5 separate regions of the Homo sapiens genome follow, and regions 2, 3, 4 and 5 are each linked to region 1. The links are chromatin contacts, found by Hi-C or POLR2A ChIA-PET in ENCODE. All regions are on one chromosome and are shown on one strand. The core of a region is the stretch at or near the end of the contact, and the rest is flanking DNA. Distances in the headings are between cores, read along the strand shown. Region 1 holds the start of CAVIN3 (caveolae associated protein 3). Region 2 has its middle 25 kb from the start of OR2AG2. Region 3 holds the start of OR52E4 (olfactory receptor family 52 subfamily E member 4). Region 4 holds the start of OR52N2 (olfactory receptor family 52 subfamily N member 2). Region 5 holds the start of MRPL17 (mitochondrial ribosomal protein L17).

Region 1 (5,042 bases), core at 1-2,500:
TCCAGCGTGGGCTCCAGCGCAGGCTGGGCTTCCGGCTGGGCTTCAGCGCTCCGGCCAGGCCCAAGGCGAGGCGGCTTGACCGGGGTGGGCGGTGGCGCTGCAGGGCCTTTCCGGCCCGAAAGGGCCCTTCGGAGGCTCTGTACCTTCTGCAATCCGGTGCGCCGCAGCCGCTGGGCCCTGGACTCCACCGGCTCCTCGTCCGAGCTCTCTCCAACTTCGGCCTCCAGCTGCTCTGGGCCCAGCTCGGACTGGTCCGCCGGGCCCAAGGGCTCTGGTGCCTTCTGGAAAGCGCTGGCTGGGACTTCACCCTCCTCCTGCATGTGACGGACACAGCACTGATCCTGGCAGCTCCTTACCCCCAGCAGCCCGAAACTCACTCCTTAATTACACAAGGGAAACCTTTTACCTCCGCAGCCAGAGTCTGGGGGGAAAGGCAGGCGTGGGAAGGTAAGGGGAGGGAAAGCTGCGTGCGAACTGCAAAACGCTGTAAAGTAGGTGAGGCCTGGTGAGGGGCGAGAAGAGGATAGTGCCCGCAGTCACGGAATGCCCTTTCAACCACCGTTATTTTAGGGATTGGCTGGGACTCAGACCAAATTCTGCGGACGTGGCCTGAGCTAGAGCTGGGCGGGCTTGGATTGGCCAGGCGGGGCTCAGGCGTGAGAGGGAGGGATGGGGCTGGGTCTTGGGAAGTGGGTGCGGCTCTGTGAGTCTGTTCCACAGCAACAGACGGCGGGAGGGGTCAGGAATGTGGGTGTGGTAGGTGGATGGAAGCGGGGAGCCCCCAGCTGGTGGCCCACAGGCCGGCAAAGGCCTCGGATTGGGGACCGTTTGAGGTCACTGACCTTGAAGAGCAGAACGTGGAGCTTCCCGCGCGCCACCAGCAGCCCGTGGTTGGCCTCCAGCCGCTGCACCTGGGCTGCGCGGCGCACCGCGCGCTCTTGGGCGGCGTTGGCGTGCGAGCTCACGCGCTCCGCCTTGGCCAGCAGCTGCGCCAAGGTGTTGCTGGTGGTGTCGTGGCTGCGACTCAGAGCGCCCAGGCCGCTCTGGATGCGGCGCACGGACCCTGCCAGGCCTCCCTGCCTTCGAGCCAGGCCTCCCTGCCGCTCCCGCAGAGTCTCCAGCATGGAGGCCAGCTTCTCCAGCAGGGTCACCACCGTCACGGCGTGCACGGGACCCCCCGCCGGCGCCTCGGGCACAGGCCCCCGCTCCAACGCACTCTCCCTCATGATCCCTGACCGCTCTGCTCCGTCTGCCTGCAACTGCTGGCCGCACTACGGTCAGGGGCCTCCTTTCCCTGGCTCCTCCCCAGCTCCAGCTGTGACTCAGGCAGGCGGAGTTGGCCTTCTGGGGCGGCGGGAGGGCGCGAGGGCGTGGGGATGTTGGCAGCGGGGTCTCTTGAAAGCGTTTCGCCTTCCGCTGTCCCGCGCCGGGGGCCTGCTGGGAAGCCTGTTGGCCCCAAATCGGCCCCCTGCAAACCCTCTCACTCTGAGTTTGAGTTACCCTCCTCCGCTCCAATTCCCTGGTGTGCCTGTTTCAGTTCTCCACTGCAAAGGGCGAGTCACGGAAATTTTTATTTCATGCATCTTAGTGGGCGCAGAGACTGTGTTGGCACGGCAAAGAGATAACCAGAGGGGCCTCCGTCGCCGTCCACTTTCGGCCTCCCACACCAGTGAAGATTGCCCCCAGGCTGGATGCAGGCGACAGGGAGGCCCTGGAACATTCTGCTTACAGATCGCGAACTGTCAAGGCCCGAGGCCCCGCTTTGTGACTTGGACAGGCTGCTCATTGTGGGCTGGCGGGCGGGGCATCCTCTGGTGTTTTCCTAATAGTCATCTCCAGGGTTTAGCCTCAGGCTTCGTTTCCTGCTTCTTTATTTCGTCCTCTTGGGTAGCATTATCTGGTTTCTTTTCTCTAGTTTTCTGCCCTCTCTTTCTTTGGGTTTCACTGGTAAATCTCAGCCGCCCCGGCCCCAGCACCCAAGCTTGGAGGATAAGCAGGACACCTTCACCTCTTTTAAAATCCTTAAAAGCGTTAGACTAGGCACTGGTCTTTGCTTTGATAGAGGTTACTTGGGCTCCTGCCTGACTTTTTTTGCTTGTTTGTTTGTTTCTTGTGTTCTGTGGAACTGCGGAGAGTAAAGATTTGAAATTGCTGCTGCAGAGAGGGAGAGAGTGGGCATGGAGGATCCAGTTAATGATGTGGATTGTGAATTTCTAATGTCAGCAGTTCGAAACATCCCATGCCTTAGCCGGGCGCGGTGGCTCATGCTTGTAATCCCACCACTTTGGGAGGCCGAGGGGGGAGGATCACGTGAGGCAGGGAGTTCCAGACCAGCCTGGGCAACATGGCAAAACCCCGTCTCTACTAAAAATACAAAAATTAGCAGGGCGTTGTGACACACGCCTGTAATCCCAGCTACTCGGGAGGGCTGAGGCAGAAGAATCGTTTGAACCTGGGAGGCAGAGAATGCAGTAAACCAAGATTGCTCCACTGCACTACAGCCTGGAGGACAGAGCAAGACTCCATCTCAAAAAAAAAAGAAAAGAAAAAAGAAAATCCCGTGCCTTGTTTGTAGCAATACTTGGCAAACCGTCTCACAAATGCAAGTAATCCATTAATCCTGATGATCTCTCTCCCTCTTCCTCTTCTCACTGAACCTGTGAGGGCCACTTGTTGACAACTGTGGAAGAAACTTGTGTCACTCTGGAAATAGTTACATGGGCCTGAAGTGCCACAGACGTGGGCAGCTAATGCCAGAAATCTGGTGATGCTAAGCTGATGGCTGATTTCTACAAATACAAGGCCATAAGCCTGACCCCTGCTGCTTAATACAAGAGAAAATAAGCTCTCTTGGGAATCTGGTGGGAATCACCATCTCTTCCAGTGAAACTACATTTACCCAGAGAGATCCATCAGGGATGTACCAGTTAAAATGCTTTCAGACTGAGGGAACAAAAACTCAATTCAAACAGTACTTAGTAACAGGAAACTCAATTCAAACATAATTGAAAAAGAGGATTGGTAGAGTGGTGATTAAGTGTGAGTCATTCACAGCTCCAAATCTGGTTTTCTACAGTTCTCTCCACTGCTCAACTATGAGCCCCATCCCGCACCTCTCACACTCCCCCATGTCCCCCACACACCCCCTACCCATGTGTATGTGCCCACATACGCACAGGTGTCAGCTTCATTCCAGGCCTCACAACTCTGCACAAGATCTTAAAAAAAAAAGGGGACCATCTTAAAATTTAGGACATTTATTTCCCAGAAGCCTCCCAGAATTTTTACACTTGCCTTCCACTGGGTTACATGGCTTTTCCAAATCCAAATTCTATGGCTACAAAAATGACATGCATTGATGGGTTTAGGCCTATGTTCCCTAAACAATCACTGACAAGAAATCTAATAATTGGCTTTTGACAAGTTAGATCAATTCTGAAGTAGAGTAGATTCAGCTTCCCCAGGAGTATTAGGGTGGTATGGGAGGAAAAGTGGATATCTGTACAAAAATCTGGGTACTACTGGGAATGGATATTAATATTACAGGAAGCCTATGAAAGAATCACCAGCTTTGATGAGTGGGGCTAAGGAAATTCAGTGCATTTGGAAGTAAGAAGTACTTGCATAGATACTTGGATAGATTTGGATAGATTTTTTTTTTTTTTCCTGAGACCAAGTCTCGCTCTGTCACCCAGGCTGGAGTGCAAACGCGCGATCTTGGCTCACTGCAACCTCCGCCTCCCAGGTTCAAGCAATTCCCCTGCCTCAGCCTCCTGAGTAGCTGGGATTACAGGCACGCGTGACCACGCCCAGCTAATTTTTGTAATTTTAGTAGAGGCAGGATTTCACCATGTTGGTCAGGCTGGTCTTGAACTCCTGACCCCATGATCCGCCCACCTTGGCCTCCCAAAGTGCTGGGATTACAGGCGTGAGCCACCGCGCCCAGCATAGACAGATATTTTTTTAAAACCTGGTAATGAAGTGGCATTGTTGTCTGGAGTAAATACCCGAGATTGGTTGTGTCACAGCTATGGAAAACTAGGACATGGACACACAAAGAGGTTCAGAGCAGAAGTTGAATAGGCAAAAGAAAAAGAAGAGCTCTCTGCAGCAGAGAGGGGTCCCAGAGAAATGGGTTGCTGGTTCCACCGTGGAATGCAAGGGATTTTATAGATGACCTTAAGGAGGCAGTGTGTCATTTACATAGGGCACAAAAGATTGGTTGGACCAGGTGTGTCATTTGCATACAGCTCAAAAAACTGGTTAGGGCTAGGTATGCCATTTGTATAGGCACAAAAAGATGGCCACCCCCACCCTAATCTTTTATTTTGCAGATGGGTTCTCTACCTGGCCAGTGCCATGTTGCCTGTTTCTTTACTGTAACTGTGGTGACAAAGAAAAGGGAAGATGGAGCCTCCATGTTGAACATACCTGGCCCCCAGGTAGCCCTTTTCTATTGACACAGCTGCTGGCATTCACCCCTGCAGGCTTCCAGCTTGCTTATCTATGTTTGCAGCTTGATTTTTCAGGCTGTTCTTTGTTAGAAAAGAAATGATTTGGGGGCTGATTTTTGTTAAAAGGGAAATTCTGCTGAGGACTCTTTTGCCCTCACTATCTGCCTAATTTTTTTCCATCTCCTGTAGCACTAACTCCCTCTCTGGATATCTGGAACAAGGAGGACCTTAAACTTAACAATAAAGCCAATGATGGTTCTACCAGTCTCCCCAAAGCCTCAAGTTTAAAAGCCATATGAACTGGCTGATAGTGGAAAATGGAAGCCATGAGGTAAGTAAAAATAACTTGGGGCCAGCTAGAAGAATGCCTGAGTCAATAATGCAGAGATTGACAGAAATTGTAGTAGAGTGACCTTGATTATAAAGTATCCAAGGAAGAACTGTATTGCAGTTTCCAAAAAGGGTAAGAAAAGAAGAAAACAAAGAAAGATGCAGAATGATGCCCTCTGTTCAAAAATAAACTTACGAACCTTAAAATTTTAAAGGGTTTATTTGAGCTAAGAACAATTCATAAATTAGGCTGCACTC
Region 2 (4,852 bases), core at 884-3,383, 430 kb after region 1:
ATTTTAATAGAGGAAGGATTATGAACTTGTAAATGTATGAATAAGTAGATAACATTTTCAGAGTTTTTTAAGTGCTAAGAAAGAAATAAGGAAGTAATGGGATTAAAGGTCACTTGAGACTACTTTAGATTTTGTGCTTAGAGCGTACCTCTTTGAGGAGATGTATCTCTGCTGTTAACTATGTGATGCTTTAGGCCCTTCTTGTCTTTTCTAGTTTCTACCAAATTTTAGTTTGCCTCAGACTCTGACACCTACCCTATATCTTACTATTCCTTTGGATTAGGAGTTGTTCTTTGGACTTGTTGGATTAACTATGTAGAAAGGTTTATTCAATTAAAAACTCATCCTAAATTCCTGGCTCTAGCCCTTTGGCCACATCTTCTTCTAGGAAAATTTTTGATAAAGGAAATCCACCCAGTTTTGATGGTGAAATGGTGAAGCAGGAAACTTTTATGTCGTGGAAGCTTCGTTTTCCTAGTTCTTCCCCCATAATTTTGCTTCCTGTTGAATACCCATTACATATTGGACATTAGTGTGCCCTATTTGCCTATTCTGTGAGAGTAGCCCTTGAATCTATTTTCTCACTCCTCTTGTGATCCATTTTCTACATTCCATCCTGAAAATCGTATTTAAATCATTTACTTCTTTGTTTACAAACTTTTGAAATCCTACATTCGTTTATGATACAATGAAAACTACGTGACCCTGGCCGTTAAGACCCCTCATAATGTGGCAGCAATTAACCTCTGTAATTCCTTTTTACAACCACTCTTTTCCCTTTTCCTACCATCTGGGTCACTCTCTTCCCTTAAATGCCACATCAGCCATCTTCCCTCCACCTCAAGGACCTCAAGATGTTTCTTGACTTTGCATATTTCACTATATGAACCCTTCCCTACTTTCTCTCCCTAGGATTTTACACTCCTGACCTAGTTCATGTTTCTCTTTATTTGTGAAGCTTCATTAATTTTCCAGGTCAAGTTAGCAACTCTCTTTTCTGTGTTTGCAATACTAGCTATTATTCAAATGAGTCAAATTAACAACATGAAACTTTTTTACTTGAGCCCTTTGTTCCTGGAAAACAGTTATGGTTAAAGAAATCCATCCACTTTTTTTGTGTTCTGAGAAAGGGATTATTACAAAAAACCACCCCTCCCCATATGACTTAGATAAGGCATATGTGTCTTTTTTTTTATGATAGGCCAGACACAGACTCTTTAAATTCTCATTCTCAGCTTCATAAAAGATTAGCTGAACTGTTTATCCTCACTGGACAGTAGAAACAAAGTGATTATTAACTTGACCGAATATCAGTTAAATTTCTCTTCCTCTTCCATGCTCGTGAGTTTTGATCTATCCTTCTTCTGACCCAGCATACAACCCTCCTAAGAATCAGCTGACCTTGGGTAAAACATTTCATGGTGATCTTCCTGTCCCCATACTGATATCTTTCTAGCTTTGTTGATCCTTCACCATAAAAGGAAATCTTTTTCTCTCTGGTCTTTGAGATGCTTGTAGCTCTTGTGGTTGGATGGTTTTCTCTATTGCAATACTCTCCTTCCTCTTGTTGCAATGATCCTTGTGAATAAAGTCTCTCTTTACCTAAAAATGTGTTTGTTTTTATTTGATAACAAAAGTTACCAAAATGTTTTTTGTCTGTTTCAATTATATACTCCTTCTTCTCCCAGATTTGTAGCTTTTTGGAACCAGTCTTTTTCCTTTTCCTACCATCTGGCTCACTCTCTTCCCTTAAATGCCACATATTGGACATTAGTATGCTCTATTAATGACAATGCCAAATCCACATTTGTATTCCCAGCATGTCTTAATCTCCCTGTGTCTGACTGCTCCCTATGTTTATTTACATCAATTTCTCTTTCTACTTTAGTTTCTGGGTCTGTTGCTGTATCTCTCTGTCTGCTCTATTTCCTCTGTTCTTTACCTACCTGTCCTGAGGCCAAGATCCTGTCTTCAGGTTGCTCCAGAGAGACGTGCATGGAGAGTAGGTTCCTTTTCTGGGGCTGGGGCTGCCGACGTACAGCTTCACCCCAGGCTTTGGCCCCTTATGTGAGACAGGAAACTGAGTTTATCCTCAGAGCAGTGCAAAACTTCCTGCTGTAAGGTTTTACTTTCGTATTTGTTTTTTGTTTCTAAATCTGCTGATTGAAAGGAAGCCTGTTTATGCTTTCTTGCGAACACCATGTTCATATGGGAACTGGACCATGTTTACATTGGGACCACCATGTCCTTACATGGCAGAAGAGCAAACAGGCAAAAGAGGGCTGAAATCACCCTTTTATAACAGCATTAATACTATCTATGAGGCAAGAACTCTCATGGCCCTCTCACCTCCCAAAAGCTCCATCTTCTAACACCCCCACAATAGGAACCAAATTTCAACATTAATTGAGAACAGACAAACACTCAAACCAGAGCTCCAGTCAAATCCTCGATGAGACCATGATCTCAGTCAACACTAGATTACAATCTGGTGACATCCTAAAGTAGAGAACATAGCTGTACTTTACCTGGACTTCTGGTTACAGAAACTACAAAATAATAAATGTGTGCCATTTCAAACCTCTAAGTTTGTGGTAATTTGTTATGCAGCAATAGAAAACTAAAATATGTCAGTTGATCATCTTAATGAGAAATGGTTTTGGTAATGGCCATTTTCAAGATAGGAAAAAGAAAAATAATCACAGGAGATAGATGACAAACCCAAGATCACACAGGTAGTAAGAAGCAGACAGAGAACTCTAAGTCTAGCTTTCTTCCCATGACACTATGTGGTCTAACAGAGAAGAAACCATGGTTGCCTCTGCAACTGCCCATCTAAACGAAAGCTCTCATTTTTCTTATCTCTGATGGACAGAGATGCCTGCAAAACAGCTCCCTTATTTGCCTTTCACCTCTGAGGATAATAGCCCTTTATACTGAATTAACATTTCATAGTTTCTTAATTAAATGGGGTGAATAGTGATTAGGCCCAGACGCACGATAAACTCAGAGCTTTACAGAAAAAAGAGGAAACACTCAATTTCAGTGATTCTTTTATCAAAATTCCCATCTGTTCCTGCCCTGACAGTGAGAAAAATGAAGCCCACTAAGGTAACATGTGACTTCTGTGTGTGAGCAATTTTTTTTGCAACATCTGAGGCTCTTTTTCTACATCCCTCCAGTGATTTAAATTTCTAAAACTCAAGTTCTTTATTAAACACAAGCACTAAGAGAGTAACAGTCATTTATTTGTTCTTTGCATTTTAAGAAGAAAGGTCAAAAACACACTTCTGATTTGATATTTTTAAGTATCCACACCATTTAAGAACACAGATATATCAATTATAAATTTAAGATAGATGCAATAAATTCTTAATAAGGCAAGCATTCAGAATTGCAGGATTATTTTTGAAGTTATGTTATTTCCATTGGGCAAGGTAGCAGTTTTTGAAGTCCAAGAACCTTAAAAGTCTCCTTCTGAGGAGAAATTTATATTGACAAAGACCAGAGAAGTTATAAATATTCACAGTTTGCATAGCAGTAATAAGAATGATATTCATTGTTCCTGTTCTTAATTTGACATATTTCTAGTTGGATAGAAATTTCTCCAACTGATTCTATGTAAGAGGAAGTGCCAAAATTAGGCTATCAAATTGCAACTCACCTTGACAACTAAAAAGCCCATCAATATTGAGAACACCCACAATGATGTCTAGCACACATGTGAAAGGTGTGGAGAGCTCTGGTGCATGAGAACTTTATTTTTCATTTCAGGAACATCCAAGAAGTCATGGCCATGAGCAAACTGGAAACCATGTGTAACCCCACTGGACCTGGGAGCTGAAGAATCATGTGTTTGGCTAACGGAACCAGCTGACCAACCAGATTCAGAAAAGAAAAATTCAGACACTCGAAACAAGCATATTTGAGGCTCCAGTTACAGAAGAATATGAAGCCATCAAGCAAGAACTTGAAACACATTTTAATGAAGACCCAGAGAATAAAATATAAGTTCAATGGAAACATAAGTTAAATTTTGAAAAATGAGTTCAATTTTGAAAATAAGCTAATAATCCTTAAAGAGCAACTTCTTTCAGACAGCAAAAGAAAAGCCAATGAACTTATTCGTTTTTTAAAAAATTTAAGAAAGACTGGATAAGAAAAAGAGAGATTATAAAAACAAACTATTGGAAAGGAGCCGAAAATTGTTTTTAATTGTAAAGGCTAAAAAGTTGAGTGAGGAAGACTTACATGAGAAATTCAATCAATGTCGGAAAAAAAGGGTCTGTGATGTGTCCACAACTCTTCCTAAAGTCACAGAGCCTGACACTGATTTGGATTCTGAAAACATCCTTTCAGAGTATTTAAAACATGAGATGGATGTCATGGACATACTAACAAGAAATTCTGCAGAGAAGTTTCAAATCAATTATGACAAATATGTCAAAATGAATAAGAAATGTAACAATTTTGAAACAATGTGATCAGTAGTCATATTCATGAACTCTTTCTCAATGACATTAATAGTCAGAAAAAAATTACAGGTAAATGACATTAATCGTCCTTGAGAAAGAGTTCATGAATATGACTACTGATCATATTGTTTCAAGATTTAATAAAACTATTAACAATATTTGGAAAAAGCAATGTGATTACAATCCAAATACATCCAGAAAATTCTAAAGACAACAGAGGAAGAAGTGAAACCTGCATCTACTCAGGAAAGATACACATTTAAAAATAAATATATTATCAGCTTATGCTTGTGTTTATTCCAGTGAGCAACAGAGAATTCTAAAGAAATGCACAGGGCATTCAAGAGAGCAAATGATCCTGTAAACTATCTAGAAAG
Region 3 (4,793 bases), core at 2,092-4,591, 440 kb before region 1:
CCATAATTTATTTTATAGTATCACTTATGAAAACTGTGAAATACTTGTACAAGAACAGACAAAAAGCAGAACCACACAGTCCAAACACAAAAATACACATGTATAAATGTATAATTTATGACAAACAGCTTTTTAATAAATGAAGCAAGATCAAATGAATAGCCAAAGTAAATCAATTATATATTGAAAAATAATTGCCTCTATGTCACTGCCCTTTCAATGTGATAGTTAATATCCTCTCATCAAGGGGTTAATCTTGACAATGTGAGCAAGATGGACTACTAAAATGTTCCAGCTCTTAGTTGCCTCACACCGATAGCCAGAACAATGAATTAATAATTACATTTTAATGAAAGTAACTGAAGGAGAGGAGTGCTCATTTGTGAGACCCTGAGCCTAGAACCCTGGCTCCACAGCCACTCCAAGCCACTGTACTTCGAGCCCAGCGCTGCTGCAGCTGCTTATAGGCCATGTCAAATCTGAGGGATTCTGTCAGCTGAGTCCCCTCACTGCGGGAAAAATTAAAAATAAGAGGACCCCAAAAGCCCTTGACACTAAGGACATAAACAAATTGTGCCACCACTACTGCTGTGCCACTACAAACTTCTACAGTCTAAGCCACTGAGGCACCCACAGTTATTGCTGACATTAAACTCAGCTCAGGAAGCTGCACGGAGACTATGCTACACCCATCTGGAAACAGAGTCACCACACTCTTCCCAACTGGCACACTAAAACCCAACTGCAGGTGATAGTTGTCCTGTATAAAAACCACTCTGGAAAGTTTGGAGATAAGCAGATACACAGGCATCAATATAGAGACACAAGAAACATGAAAAGGCAAAGACATATGATACCACCAAAGGAACATAACACTGTAGTAACAGACTCCAGTAAAAAGAAAATCAACAAATTGCCAAAGAAAAAAAATCAAAATAATGATGCTGAGAAGACTCAATAAAATACAAGAATATACAGCATAGACAATTCAATAAAATCAGGAAAACAATTCATGAAACAAATGAGAAATTCAACAGAAGATAAAAATCATAAAAATCAAATAGAAATCCTGTAGCTGAAGAATTCAATGAATAAGTTTTCAAGTTACAATAGAGAGATTCAATAGCAGACTTGGTCAAGCAGAAGAATCTGTTGACAGGTTGTTTGAAATAAGTCAAAGAAAAACAAAAGAAGGATTTAAAAAAGTAAAGAAATAATGGTGTTCCTTAATGGGATGCCATTAAGTAAACAAATATTTGTATTATGAGAATTCTAGAAGGAGAAGAGAAAGAAAAGGACAAAGGAAACCTATTTAATAAAATAACAGCTGAAAACTTTCCAAATATGAAGAGAGATGTAGATATCCAGATCCGAAAGCTCAAAATCCCCTATGTAAATTCAACTCAAGAAGGTCCTCCCCGAGGCATTATAATGTCAAACTGTCAAAAGTCCAAGACAAAAAGTCTCTAGGCCTTTAGGCTATTTGGCATGAGGAAACAGTGAAAATAGTGGGAAAATATATCCAATCCTTCAACACTTTTCAGAAGTAATGTCCTCAGGGAACAGCTGGGTTTCTGTTTCAAAAGGAAGAGAAACAGAACATCAGAAGTGGTTTAAGGCCAAAAATAATATCACTGCTCATAAAAAATTGATTCTAGAAGTCACAGTGAAATAGTCTTGGGAATAGGAGAGGGGTAGGTACAGTGACCAATTAGGAGATATATGATTATATGATATGACCCTAACAGAACTAGAATTTTTATGTTTTAAAAATAATGTAATTCAATGCCAGAACACCTCCTACAATCAAAGCACTATACTAAGTGAACTGAAGGATAAAGTTGACTTAAACATCACTCTAATATCAATCCATAAAATAATGGAAGACAGAAAACACAAAACCAACACAAAATAAAATTTGCCTGTTATAATAGTGGCACACACTGATGTGAAAATACAAAAGACACAAAGATTATATCAGATTGATTCATATGAAAGGTCATTAAGAAGTATAGGACAATTGAGAAAGTGCTGAAGCAAAGTAGAAATGAGATGAAGTTATTTCATATGGAGGACTTTTGATTATCAAAGACAAGATGTGTGTTCGGGAGTCATGTAGTATAATGAAAGTATAAAAAGTTGATTGGGTATTGAGTGAAGGACTTTGGCAACAATGGTGTTTGCCCCTTATTACATAAAGTCTACAGTATACAATGGAGAATGTAGGGGTCATGGGAAGGAATTTTAAGCAGAAATTGGATAGAGTCAGACTTGATTTGGGAAGATAAATGTGGATACAGTAAGGAAGATGGACACAATGAGGGAGAAACAGGAACCTCAGGAGTTACTTTCTCATTAATCAAAAGAGAAGTAATGAACACAAGAACGTGGCAGATCAAACCAGAATCTCTCTTGGACCACAGACGACATTGCTGTTTCTGTGCTAACAACTCAAAATAGTCTGAACTTAGGAGGCAAAAAATACCAACTAATTGTCTAATGTACTTATTTTTCCCTCAGTCTATTTCTAACTATAGTCAGGAAAACCAGGCTCTGCAGCATGTCCTGGTAGTACTATCGGGTCTACTATGTCATCATTCAGGAAGGGAGCCTCTCAGGAAACACTACCTCTGCTCTGGCTGGAAGGGACAATATAATATGTTTTATAAGGAAAACGTAGAATTTTCTTCACTTTCTGCCAAAAGAGCTGAAACACATGAAAGCCTCTCTTCAAAGACTATCTGTTCACCATTAGTTATAGACTGAGAAGGAGAATCTTGGTGGGTTGGAAGAAAGTTGCTGCTATTATCTGCAGGCATGCACACTGCCAATAAACAGAGTTGTACCACAGAGTCTAATTTGTCTATTTGAGATGTCTTCTCCTTCATCTTTTGAAGCCTCAATTGTAACAGCTGTGAAACTACATCAGGATTTACACAAACATATTAAAACAGAAAAGTTGCTGAGAACAGTTTCATGGTCACACTGTGAAGAGTTAATGGTCCAAAATCAATGCTTTCATGGCTCCTGAGGGAAGCGGAATTAACATCATTCCCCAAACAGATTCCTCTCTCTTCAGGATAGCTCCCTTCCCATCCTTTCATAACACATCTGCTCCCCTGAGCTAAGGAGTTATATCTAGCATGGTGTTTCTCTGCAGATGCAGTGAAGAGGAATAAAGACTTACTATGACTTAATGACCCTCGAGTCCATGTTTCTGCCCAGAGGATTCCGAAGACTAGGCTCGGGGATTCTGGGACATGCCTGGTCATAGGGATGCTCTCACTCACTATAAAGTTGCCTCCACTTTACCAAGCAGGCTTGTTGCTCAGAGGCTTCAAGGGGAACCTAATCACGGTCTTTAAGAACCTGGACTCATGCTCCAATTCTGCTCCAAGTGAGGGCTGGGAGAAGAAATATTACAGAGGTAAGAATGCTTGTGCAGGAGAAGTGAAAAGATACACAGGAGAGAAGAAGAGGGCAAATGAGGATAGAGAGGCCAGATTCTTCCACTTTTCTGAGGAATTATCCTAAGCACCATTGCACCATTTTCTTCACAGAGGAACACAACAGAGCACATGGGATTGGTGAGGGCAGTGGTGTACCAATTAGTAATGCACAGAATTTCTGTCTGTGTATCTCTCTCTCTCCCCCCTTTCTCTCTGCCCCTCTCTCTTACACACACATACACTCATACACACACATTCTCACAGAGTACACTGTTCACAGCCGAAACACCACAAATACAGTCATATAGTAGCATGGCCATACTTGTTGTCAATAAGACAAAAGGATGTTATTGCAGACTTCTTTTGTATGTGTTTATTTAAGGTGGTGGGTGGGTATCACATGTCAATATTCAAATACAATTACATAGGCATTAACATATTTGGTCTGTAAAGTTTTATTCTCTGTTTCCCTCATTGTCTGAGTGAATTTAATGTTGCCAGTTGTAACTTGGTTCCCTATATCCCTACTACTTTATGGAACCATCCCCAAGCCATTTTTATTGTAAGCACAATACCCCTGCTAGATCAGCCGGACTGAACCGCCAATGGCACAGTTATGGAAGAGCCTGAATGAAGGTATTTATCCACTTTATCCATTCATCAACTGCTTTGGTCTCACCAAGATTGGGAAAGCTGTAAGAATAAGAGGAGAAAATTGTTTCTTTTCTAAATGAGCAGTATTGGGTCATATTTGTATCCATAAAAATCTAGACATAAATATTAATGTCTGACTCTGTGCCATTTCTTCACTTTGGCCTCTTCTGAGCCATTCCTCCTTTATCTAATCTTAGGCCAAACTGTGACATAATTTGGACTTTTTACAATGAAATAACTTCTTTCTGCTAACAGGTGAATTATTTTAGCTATCTTGCATTTAAATAAACAAAATATTTGGGAGCATTAATAAAATAAGTAAGTATAATTTGTTGAGGATACACTATGCACTAGCACCTATACAAACATTGGTCTTATTTATCATTAAAATAAACCACATTAGTTATAATTTATCATCTCATTTTTACAGGAGAAAAAAAAACTGATCTATCTGGTTAAAGAATCTGTCCAAGGGTCTCAAGCAAGTAAATGGTTTAGCAGGTTTTCCAGCCATGTCTGAAAAGTTTTAAGGTCCACAGAAGACTTCTGTAATATTCTACTACAGTCAGCAAAAAAATAAAAATCCAACAAAGTAAAAAAAATCACAAGTTCAAAATGTGAACTTTGGTGAGCACAATAAGAGAAAAATTGCTAATTGTTATGAATTTGTCTTTTCAGATGGACTCCAGT
Region 4 (5,302 bases), core at 2,505-5,004, 510 kb before region 1:
ATGGATGTAATTTATCTAAGCTACATTTTTATTAATAGTTACTTGTGGAAATATGGATTCAAATTCTGCAGCTATTTGGTCTCGGGCTTTGAACCTGTCAGGCACTCCTCGTGGGACACTAATGGCATCTATGTAAACTTGAGAGTTAAAAGACTTATAAGGGGCTTCTCTTATTTTTCAGTGTTGTGGTTTTTCTTTTTCTGGTTGATGAAATTCTACAGTGAAAGGGATAGCCAACTGGACAAAAGCACAAGTGCCGCTCCCATTACTTGGCAGAGTGTCCGTTAAGGGTGTACTGCAACACCACCATCTATCCTCTGAAGGATGACTAAGGGCAGACTGATGGGTAAGCTCTTGGAAGGGCCTAAGCTTGCTGCAACGTGTTAAGCTTCCAAGGAATGCCAAGTTCTCCCCATGTTGTGAGAGACATGAGGTGAAATTGACGTCAGGAGGTGGAAGCTGAATGGCCCTCGGGGGCTGACCTCCAGGGTGTTGGACTTCAGGATATAGCAGAGAGAGAGCTTGGCATGATTTGTTGCCTTAGGCTGTGGAATCTTGGAAAACAGCTACTATACAGCCCATGTCTGGTCGACTGAGGGACTATCCTAGCGGAAAGGAGACAATCTGGGCCTCTGGTCTGCTGTGCACACAAGAATAACAATTGCTTTTATTCAAAGTGCGGACAGAATATTGAATCCATCCCAACTAAGCATTTATATCTTGATACCTTGTTTCAATTGCTAGAGTTTGTCTTAGATCCTTCACTTCTACAATATTTACTTTGGCATTGTTGTTGGGCAGGGTAGAAAGTTTAGAAGGTGAAGGAGGGTCAATAAAGCGTATTTTAAAGAGGCCTACAGGGTCGTATCCATTGGCCTCTGCCCCTAAGCCGTAAAAGCCTTCTAAAGGAAGCGTATGGTTGGTAGAGGTAGCAGCATTAATAGAGATAGTTACTGGGTTACAATGGTAAAGTTGGCAATTAGAGGGGGTGGTTCATTTGGTAAGGAGGAGGTAAGATTTTAGGTTGGTACAGCCTTCTGGGGAGGTCTCGCCGTGTTCATTGGCAGTCAGGATGACATCTGCTCATTGAGAACGTATCTCCTAACTTAAGGTGCCTTGGTACCCCCACCATGAGCAAGGTGTGAGGTCAGTGGTTTCTCTGAAGGGGCAGAGGTGTTTTTCTAAAGGAGAGACATACCTTTGCCATTGTTCGTCCTCTTCACAAGGCATAACAAGGCAAGCCTCAAAGGTAATGATTTGGGATGAGTCTGACTTAGTTACATTGATAATAAGGTCAGCAATAGAATGAGGAAAGAAGAAAGGGTAATAGAATAGATAAAAGAGAGTTAAACTTTCCTTAACTTTAGTTTGAGGGGTTTTTTCCCTTGAATAATGGTCCATGACTTTGGGGATGGTGGTGCTTTCTTGACTCGGGTATGATGGGTCCATCTTTTCTTGCTGTTTGGACTGCAGTTTCAGTGGTTTGAAGCACTAGGCCAGCTCCTCAGGCTGGTGTCAATATACTGGGAACTTTAGGGGTGGCACCTGTACCGGAAAATTTTGAGTTCTGAGGGAAGAGAAAGTGGAAGATAAACCAAGTATGTAGGAATGTTGGCAGTAGATTGTTTTGGGAGGTAGTTTGGACTTACTAGGGTAATAGGAAGATAGAAGACATTTCATCTATGGCAACCAAGTCTCTAGACTTGTTTGGCTAAGGGTATAAATTCCTAAACACATATAAACTTTGACTGTGTTATACATCGCTTGGGGTCTTTAATGGGTAATGTTTTTCTGAGTTCCCTTTAGTGCCTACAGGAGAAACAGCAGCCTGTTCGGCTTATCTGATTTGCTAGGTTATTTTAAAAGACAGGCTTTTCTGGTGCTTGGGGACATGGACAATAGATACTTGGGTGATTAACTCCTCATGAACAAGGCTTTGACTTTTACTATTAATCCAGTCTGAAATTTGCTAAATGTATTAGCCACTGTAAAGGCATATTTAGAATTAGTACAGATGGTTCTTTCCTGGTCCTGCAGGTAATTTAAAGCTTGACTAAGTGCAGACAGCTTATAAATTTCTCTAGGAACTTCTTTATTAATTACTGAACACCTGTTGCGTTCTTTTTCCCTTAATCATTCCTGAAGAGGGTTTCTTCTAAGTTTGGCCGAACGTTTGTAATCAGTTAAATCTAAACACGTGTGCTTTCTTTTTAGCTTTGGATATCTCATTAAGAAACTTGCTAGATTAAGCGAATTATCAGTCATTAATGTTAAACTATACTTTTAAACTCGTACTTATACACATGTAATACTTTTCTGGTGGTACATTTTAATATAAGTGACTTTAAATAATCAAAGTCTTTTCTGGTGGATATTTTCACTTTTAATACTGGCCTGACCCATAATAAATGCTAGCGGATATATCAGCTGAAAGATTATCTACTACTTGTTCAGGAAACTTAGCCGCGGGGATGCCTAGCTGCTTGGAGCCGCATCTGAAGCCTGTATTACTTGACCCTGGCAAAAGTAAGGCATATGTCCCATAATGTAGTCTGCTTAGGCATAGGCTGCGGCAGAGCATGGGCTTTTTCTGCTGTGGGGGCGCACTAGAGGCTGCACGACAACGACAACATGTTGAGGCAGATCCTTGATGTCGCTAGCCTGTCAAAAGCCACCTGGCGAATGAGGAGCTTGGATTCCTTTCACAGAGGAGGACTTAGGCTGGGCCTGAGGGGAAGGGTTGGGGGTATTAGATGGGGGACTAGGGGCATTAGGTAAAGGATGGTCCAGGGAATCCTATGTGCTGTTTTCTTTGCTAGGATCCTCTGAGAACCCTCCTTCACTGTCTCCACAGTAGGGGCAGGTGCATAAGGGAAAGGGAGGACAGGTCTTTGCCTCCAAAAAAGAGCATAGTCCAGTTCTTCTTGAGAAACTGGGCTTTTATTATTTACATGTTAAACTGAAAGTTGACATAGTATATCCTCAGTTGACCCAAACTTTGGCCAGAAGATTGACGGATTGAGGTTAGGTCTTTGAGTCCAAATAGAAAAGCAATATTTTATCATTTGTTGCTTTTTCTTATGTTTAGTTCTTTCATTATCTTCCCAACATTTTAGCATGAGACTTAGGGGACTATCAGGTGGTATATCTTTGTTACTATTCATATCCTTTTTCATGAGACTTAGGGGACTATCAGGTGGTATATATCTTTGTTACTATTCTTACCATTTTTGCTTGTAATATTTCCCATATTGGGTCTTGGCTAGGCGCAATCTCTCATATTAGGAATTTCTTGCCTAACGGGGCATTGCTGTGGCTCAACCCCATCATATTAGGGATTTCTCGCCTATTTGGCGAGGGATTCCTTGTGGCTCAACCCCTTGTGTTAGGGGACCTCTTGCCTATCCTTCACTGGAATCGTAACTGAGGCTCAATTCGCCTATCCTTTAGCCCCACCTGCTGGAGGCTCTTTGCATCCTTTCGCTTTGTCCACTCTGGCCGCTTCCCTCGTGGGAATATTTCAGGTTCCTCTTAGCCTTGATGGCGGGTCAGCATAAACCCCTGATGGGACCCCCATATGAGGTGACCACAGAACCACAGATTGGACTCATTCATTCTGCGCAGCAGGAGCGCTTGCTACCATTCACGCACTTTCAACCTCCAGAATGCCCCGACCCACGGCCCCCAACCACCAAGGAAGTACTTTGTCGCCCCTGTGACGTTTCCTACCTTGATCTGTGCACAGAGTTTACCTGGTCACCGCGGTATTGCAAGCCTCTCCTCCTCGCGTTGCTGAGAGTCCGAGTTTATTCATCACAATGGGTGGGTCCCGATCTCCCCTCCCTGAGACTACCGCAACGGGGCATTGGAATGCGTCTCCCCTGGGTAGGATGACTGAAGATCCCTTTCTGAAGGAGAGTGGGGATCCCAGATGAGCCCCCAGAGTTGTTGGGTGTAAAAATGCTCTAGGAATAAATGCTCAGTGCCGCAAAGTGAAACCAACACTTAGGCAAAAGTTCTCTTAGCAAGGCAATTTACTTCTGTAGAAGGGTGCCACTCGCATCAATCAAGATCACAAGAGCACAGGGAAGGAAGGAGAGCAGGGAGCTTTTATCTCTGACAGTTTCTACTTCTGTGTCACTCCCCCATGGGCTGGGGTCCCCCATGGGCTGTGTCACTCCCCCATGGGCTGAGCTGACCAGATTGGCTACTTGCAAATATCTTTCTAAATATGGAAGGGAAGGGGAACACGGGGTACAGTGGTGAGGCATGTGAGATGTGCAGTTTCCGGGGAACAATGAGTCCAGGTAACTACGGGAACAGATGTGAGTTATTGATTAGAGCTGATGGGAAGCGGTAGGCTGTTTTACAGTAACTAAGGAAAAGGAAAGTTGAGTTTGAGAACAAAAGACCAGGAAGTTAGCGGCTAAATCTTTGAAGAGGAACTCAGAGAAAATTATTGTATCTTACATTGTCTTTCAAAAAAAAAAAAAAAGTAAAGCTATTTTCAAAGCAGTTCTATAAAAAAGCTGAAAAATGATTACCATTGCCCAAGGATAGTTTCACTATTCTGTGGGCTAATTAAAGACAAGAAATTTAAATGTGTCCCAGAGATTCTGGCACATTGTGTCTTTGTTCTCATTGATTTCAAAGAACATCTTTATTTCTGCCTTCCTTTTGTTATTTACCCAGTAGTCATGCAGGAGAGGCTATCACAATCTGAATTTAGTACAAGAAGATACTGTATTATGAGAAAGAACAAATAGCAGTAAGTTTAAGGAAAGGAAGAGAGATTTGGGAAAACGGTATAATTAATTATTCTACACTTATTACTTCAAGTATAAGGACTTCATTTAGAACAACATTCTTCTTGTCATAACTCATTCCTCTGAGTGGGAGAAGCATCAGATATCAGTGAGCTATGGGTGAGCTATATGCTGAGCCTTGACGCTTCACAGAAGTCAATCTCCCTGCCTGAATAGGCCACGCATTCTGGTCTGTCCACATTAGCAAAGTCAGTGGCCAAGCTTTCCGAAAGAGACTTGTATGTGTCTATGCTAGGGACTGGATGAGCAAGCTAGTCTAAATCAGAGGCAAGGCAGAACAAGGTATTTTGCCTGAAAAATCTAAAGCCTCATTTTCCCAGATGTATATCATAAAATTGTTGACATTCTCTGTCAACTCCTTGTCTCCTGTGTGTCTCAGCTCTGAACTGAGGAGGAAAGTACAAGGTTGTATTAAGAGGCCCTCAAAAATCCCAAAACATTTTAAAATGGAATTATGATGGAAAGATAAATAAATA
Region 5 (4,797 bases), core at 1-2,500, 360 kb after region 1:
TTAAGGGCTGCAGACTCTTCAGATCCAGTTAAATCCCTGGTGTTTGAGCTGTGTGGGAGCTGTGGTTGCTTGCTTCCTGGCTTTGCCTGAGGTCCTGCCGCAAACCCTGCAGCAGCTGGTTTAGGAGTGTAAGGTGGCTGTCTCTGCGAGGCAGAGGCAGGGGTGGGAGGCAATTCCCTTTATACTCGATCACTGCCATCTTGGCCCGATCCAAACTCCGATTTGGGATCTGCAGCATTCTTGTGTAGCCCCCAGTTTGATCTTTGTACCGAGGGGCCAGTACTTGAAACAGCTTTGGGATCAAATCCTTCTCCTAGAGGGAGAATTATCCAAGAGACAGCAGAGTCAGGCAAAACTGCAGAGGCATTTAACTTTACACCATTCCCAAAGGTAAGGTCCATCCACACATAGAAAGACCTCCCCCTCCCCTCGCCAATCTGGCATAGTCAGTGTTACACAAAGGGGTCGTTTATAGGCAGTTGTGCAGAGGTATATTCACATCGACTTCAACTAACTTAAGACACAGTTTCTAATTTAGTTAGCAGCACTGGCCCATAAGTGAGTACCCAAGTTTAATTCTGCATAGTTCTCCTTTTTCCAACCCCCACCCCCAGGGAGCAAAGGGTGGGATTTTGAAGGCAGATAGGTCGCACTCACTGTGAGCCAGAAGTCAGCCATGCGCATGGCTCGTTCGTTAGTGTCTCCCAGCTTCCCATAGTCGATGAGCTGTGAGGACATAACATCACGGATCCAACCGAGCAAGAAAACAAGGTGCCAATCTAATTTCTCTAATGCCGGAAGGCAATCCATTCTTTCCACTAGCCAAGCATCTCCAATCTACGCCACCCCTAACTCCGCAGCCCTAACCAGTCTTCCATTAGAGGCGATGGAGGGGCGGGTTCAGCCCAAGGTTCTGGGGGACTCAGACTTGGGGAATGGTTTACCAGGTTGGTCCCGGTCCCTTTCCACTTGCAGCCGGCTCCGCCCCCTCAGACCAGACCCGCAGAGTGGACAAGAGGGCCGCGCTCCTCACCTTCTCCGCGTAGCCCCTCATTTCGTCCACACGCGCCCATGGTGCCTCGATGCGTTCGTGCCGCACCAGCCCTGTGAGCAAGTTCCGCAACAGATGGATGCGGGACTCGGGACCGAGGCCCATACGGCGAAATACGCGGCCATGGGAGATCGCTGCAGCGACCGACAGCCGCATGTTTCCAACTTCTGCCCGCCCCTTGGAGGCCGGAACTGGAAACTGGAAGGTAGAGCCGGTGGCGGCAATTTCAGGGAACGCATGCGCCTTAGCTCGGAGCGTGGTGAACGTGTTTGCGCATGCGCATCAGAGCCTGCCTCGTTGGCAATCTCGGGAAGGGCGGAGAAACGGTGTTGAGCTTTTCCAGAGGCGGCGAGCTGGGCGGGCTTCAGGCATCCAGAGCGCTCTGTGGCGGCCGAAGAACCAGGCGCCCCCTAGTGTGGGATAAGCGGGCCATCGGGTTTTTTTTGGGGCTGCGTCAGCCAGTGGCATTTAGGGCGATGGGGCGCTCCGCCGCGGAGACTCCTGGGAAAGAGAGCGTCTGAAGAGAAAGGCACCCGGAGGGTTCGGGGTCCTGCGGGCTGACGGCCCTACCGGGTCCAGCAGTGGCCAGCTGGCCTGGTTGACACCTGTACGCATTGTTTTTAACACAGTGATTTTCAGTAGTAATGGTGAGATGGATAATAACGATGCCCGGAAAAGAAACGCAGATAGTGAAATTTTTCTTTTATTGAAGTAATCACTCCAGTTAAAAAAATTACAGCACTAAAGGGAAAAGTAGTAGATTGTTTTTAATTACACCAGTGTGTCTTTTTAAGGGGAAAAAACATACCTACACATTTATGTGTTAATGAACAATAATATTATAGTTTGTTTTTGAGCCTTAACATCTGCAAATTGGCAATGACTGTCAAAATTATTCCTTGTTATGGGTTGAATTGTGTCTTCCCCATGATTCTTCCCGTCCCCAAAAAGCTATGTTAAGTCCTAACCTGCAGTAACTCAGAATGTGACCTTATGTGGAAATAGGGTCATTGCAGATGTCATTTGTTAAGATGAAGTCATGCAGGCATAGGTGGGCGCCTAATCCAAAATGCCTAGTGTCTAGCTAGCTAGATAGATAGACACATATATACGTACATACATATATGCAGGCCGGGCACGGTGGCTCACTCCTGTAATTCCAGCACTTTGGGAGGCCGAGGCGGGCGGATCACCTGAGGTCAGGAATTCGAGACCAGCCTGGCCAACATGGCGAAACCCCGTCTCTACTAAAAACACAAAAATTAGCCGGGCGTGGTGGCTCATGCCTGTAATTCTAGCTACTCGGGAGGCTGAGGCAGGAGAATAGCTTGAACCCGGGAGGTGGAGGTTGCAGTGAGCTGAGATCGGGCACTGCACTCTAGACTGGGCGACAGAGTGAGGCTCTATCTCAAAAAAAAAAAAAAAAAAAATGCGCATGAAGAGAGAGAGATGGACACAGGGTGATGCTGACCAGGTAAAGACAGAGACATACAGGCAGAAAGCCATGTGACCTTGAAAGCAGAGATTATGGAGTCAAGCAGTTGCAAATCAATGAATGAACACCAAGGATTGCTGGAGCACACCTGAAGCCAAGGGAAAGGTATAAAACGCATTCTTTTTCAGATCTGTCAGAGAGCATGACCCTGCTGCTAACACATCGCTTTCTTACTTCTAGCCTCCAGAGCCACAAAACAATAAATTTCTGTTGTTTTAAGTTCCACAGTTTGTGATAGTTTGTTACAGCAGTCTTAGGAAATGAATTCACTCCTCTTTACATGTACATATTCAGTAGACGTATAGATTTGTCACTTTGTCAGCTTATAGGTGACCAAAGAACACTTCTTTGCTAATTTTAATTTTGAAAAGTTTCTTTAATATGAAGGAACAAATATGCAAATAGGAAAAGTCATGAACATATAAATACATTGACAGATTTATACAAATCACACTTCACAATTAAAGAAATTTACAATAAATTACAGAAATTACAATTACCATTCATGTTTTGTTTCTTTGGGAGCAATTCTTGTAGTTTTCAATTGTCTTTGCAGTTGAAAAATTTCACTAAGATGTTTTCACCAGGATATATATATATTTTTTTGAGACGGAGTTTCTTTCTTGTTGCCCAGGCTGGAGTGCAATGGTGCGGTCTCGGCTCACTGCAACCTCCACCTCCTGGGTTCAAGCGATTCTCATGCCTCAGCCTCACAAGTAACTGGGATTACAGGCGCCCACCACCATGCCTGGCTAATTTTTTTTGTATTTTTAGTAGAGACGGGGTTTCACCATGTTGGCCGGGCTGGTCTCGAACTCCTGACCTCAGGTGATCTGCCCGCCTCAGCCTCCCAAAGTGCTGGGATTACAGGTGTGAGCCACTGTGCCCGGCCCACCAGAAAATTTATCATAAATTTCTATTGGTAAAAACTTGTGAAGAGGTTCTTCTTCAGCAAAAATTAGGTGAAATGAAACATTGATCCATTGTCTTAGAAAATGCTTACACTTGGTAAAAACAATTGTAGCATCAAACACTGTCCTTTTGACTTTTTCTGGCAATACAAGACCGTCATCTCTTGTCTCTTCTGGTAGTCTTCAAAATTTGATTCTTTTTTATATGTCAATTTCCTTACATTTTGTTTTTGCAGCATTACTACTGGCTTTCTCTGCAATTTCTGTGGGCTGATATTAACGGAACAATTTTTTTTTACAGTCCAAGGGTCTTTTATTAGTGGTATTATTTGCACCTATTATGTCATGAATTCATAGGGAATAGGTTCCAGTAGCTCTGGCTCCTCTCCATTGGTTCTCACCAAGTGTGCTTCTCTTGGTGCAGCAGGCTGGCCTGTCAGCTGAATCCAGGTACCTTTCTCTTTGGCTCTCTTCTTTTTCTGATCATTTTCTTTCATGCATTTCAGGAGACTACCTTTTCCCTTAGAGTGTTTAATGTGCTCCATATGCACATTAATTCTTTTGGCAAGAATCTAGCCCTTAACTTTTTTTTTTTTTTTTCCCTACAGCAATGCTAACAGCATGCTGAGTAACATTATAGACTCTTCCAGTTTTTGCCATGGTAACACTTGTGAGGCATTCCTTTTTGAACCATACCCATTCCCTTGATGTCTACAGTATCACCTTTTTTATAGACTCCCATGCATGTGGCCAACTCCATGTTTTCTAAAAGGCCTAGAAAACATACACTGGGTGCCTCTCCTGTTTTCCTTGTGTTGGCCATTTTGGTGAATTACCAGAATATGGAGCTTCCAGCCAAAAGGAAGTTAAAGCAACAATTTAAACCTTGATGTTTTACTGACTGTATGTTGTTCAAGGCTTATTGTGGCTCTTTGCAGATATTTTTGTGTTTGATTAGCCTTCTTTGAAACTTTACATTAATAAAAAAATACTCATAAAAGAAAAGTCCCAGAAAACCAAGGTTGTTTGTTTTAAATCTACTGTTTAAAAGCAGGGATATTTTGTACAACAGGAGTTGGAGTCATGAAATGTACCTGAAGTGAGCCTGAGAGCTAATTAAACTCTTATGAATTTATATCTATAAATATAAATAAAACTCTGGTCTCCTGCACAGCTGGCTCTGTGTGAGTTACTCTTTCTCTATCGCAATTTCCCTGTCTTGTTAAATCGGCTCTGTCTAGGCAGTGGGCAAGGTGAACTCATTGGGTGGTTACAAATCTGGGGGCTTGTCCAGGATTGCCCATGTGGCTACCTGCCCATGGTTTGGTAGTCCCCCTCTG

The links. Hi-C counts contacts between places; a loop is a spot of excess contacts on that map. ChIA-PET counts read pairs that join two places held with the same protein, here RNA polymerase II (POLR2A). Pooled maps may share reads with other maps.
Region 2: a loop to region 1 is called in a pooled map, with 4 times the contacts of the local background. The contact joins the enhancer-like site here to the promoter of CAVIN3 in region 1. A Hi-C loop is called at or near these places in 1 of 168 maps with a recorded cell type or tissue (transverse colon) and 8 of 50 pooled maps. POLR2A ChIA-PET finds 5 or more read pairs at or near these places in 2 of 52 experiments (BJ and OCI-LY7).
Region 3: a loop to region 1 is called in a map of GM12878, with 2.5 times the contacts of the local background. The contact joins the promoter of OR52E4 here to the promoter of CAVIN3 in region 1. A Hi-C loop is called at or near these places in 1 of 168 maps with a recorded cell type or tissue (GM12878), 1 of 37 single-sample maps with no recorded cell type and 2 of 50 pooled maps.
Region 4: a loop to region 1 is called in a map with no recorded cell type, with 2.7 times the contacts of the local background. The contact joins the promoter of OR52N2 here to the promoter of CAVIN3 in region 1. A Hi-C loop is called at or near these places in 2 of 37 single-sample maps with no recorded cell type and 1 of 50 pooled maps.
Region 5: a map of heart left ventricle shows a loop between it and region 1 (2.3-fold over the local background). The contact joins the promoter of MRPL17 here to the promoter of CAVIN3 in region 1. A Hi-C loop is called at or near these places in 2 of 168 maps with a recorded cell type or tissue (endothelial cell of umbilical vein and heart left ventricle) and 18 of 50 pooled maps. POLR2A ChIA-PET finds 5 or more read pairs at or near these places in 4 of 52 experiments (BJ, K562, MCF 10A and 1 more).

The regions. Positions count from the first base shown.
Region 1 is chr11:6,319,251-6,324,292 of GRCh38, forward strand. It overlaps CAVIN3 (caveolae associated protein 3), which reads right to left and starts at 1,251. Exons shown (of 2, transcript NM_145040.3): 1 at 843-1,251; 2 at 1-314. The coding sequence starts at 1,226. LOC101927825 (a long non-coding RNA gene) reads left to right here. Exons shown (of 7, transcript XR_930998.4): 1 at 1-447; 2 at 4,335-4,442; 3 at 4,644-4,785. RefSeq lists enhancers at 1-664, 1,208-1,257, 1,468-1,827, 1,838-1,897, 1,928-2,017.
Region 2 is chr11:6,744,403-6,749,254 of GRCh38, forward strand. It overlaps the pseudogene GVINP2. Among named protein-coding and RNA genes, the nearest start is that of OR2AG2, 25 kb to the right of the region's middle. RefSeq lists an enhancer at 2,087-2,276. Within about 2 kb of position 2,134, at least 11 of the 41 ENCODE cell types and tissues checked have a DNase peak (open chromatin) inside an H3K27ac peak, as active enhancers do; they include OCI-LY7 and transverse colon, where a contact is called at or near this core.
Region 3 is chr11:5,877,288-5,882,080 of GRCh38, forward strand. OR52E4 (olfactory receptor family 52 subfamily E member 4) reads left to right here and starts at 3,342. Exons shown (of 2, transcript NM_001005165.2): 1 at 3,342-3,427. LOC112268071 (a long non-coding RNA gene) reads right to left here. Exons shown (of 3, transcript XR_002957231.2): 3 at 3,808-4,142.
Region 4 is chr11:5,805,170-5,810,471 of GRCh38, forward strand. OR52N2 (olfactory receptor family 52 subfamily N member 2) reads left to right here and starts at 3,755. Exons shown (of 2, transcript NM_001005174.3): 1 at 3,755-3,885.
Region 5 is chr11:6,682,090-6,686,886 of GRCh38, forward strand. MRPL17 (mitochondrial ribosomal protein L17) reads right to left here and starts at 1,251. Exons shown (of 3, transcript NM_022061.4): 1 at 1,034-1,251; 2 at 658-726; 3 at 1-313. The coding sequence starts at 1,207. The coding sequence ends at 29. It also overlaps the pseudogene RPL21P94. RefSeq lists enhancers at 793-1,555, 972-1,411.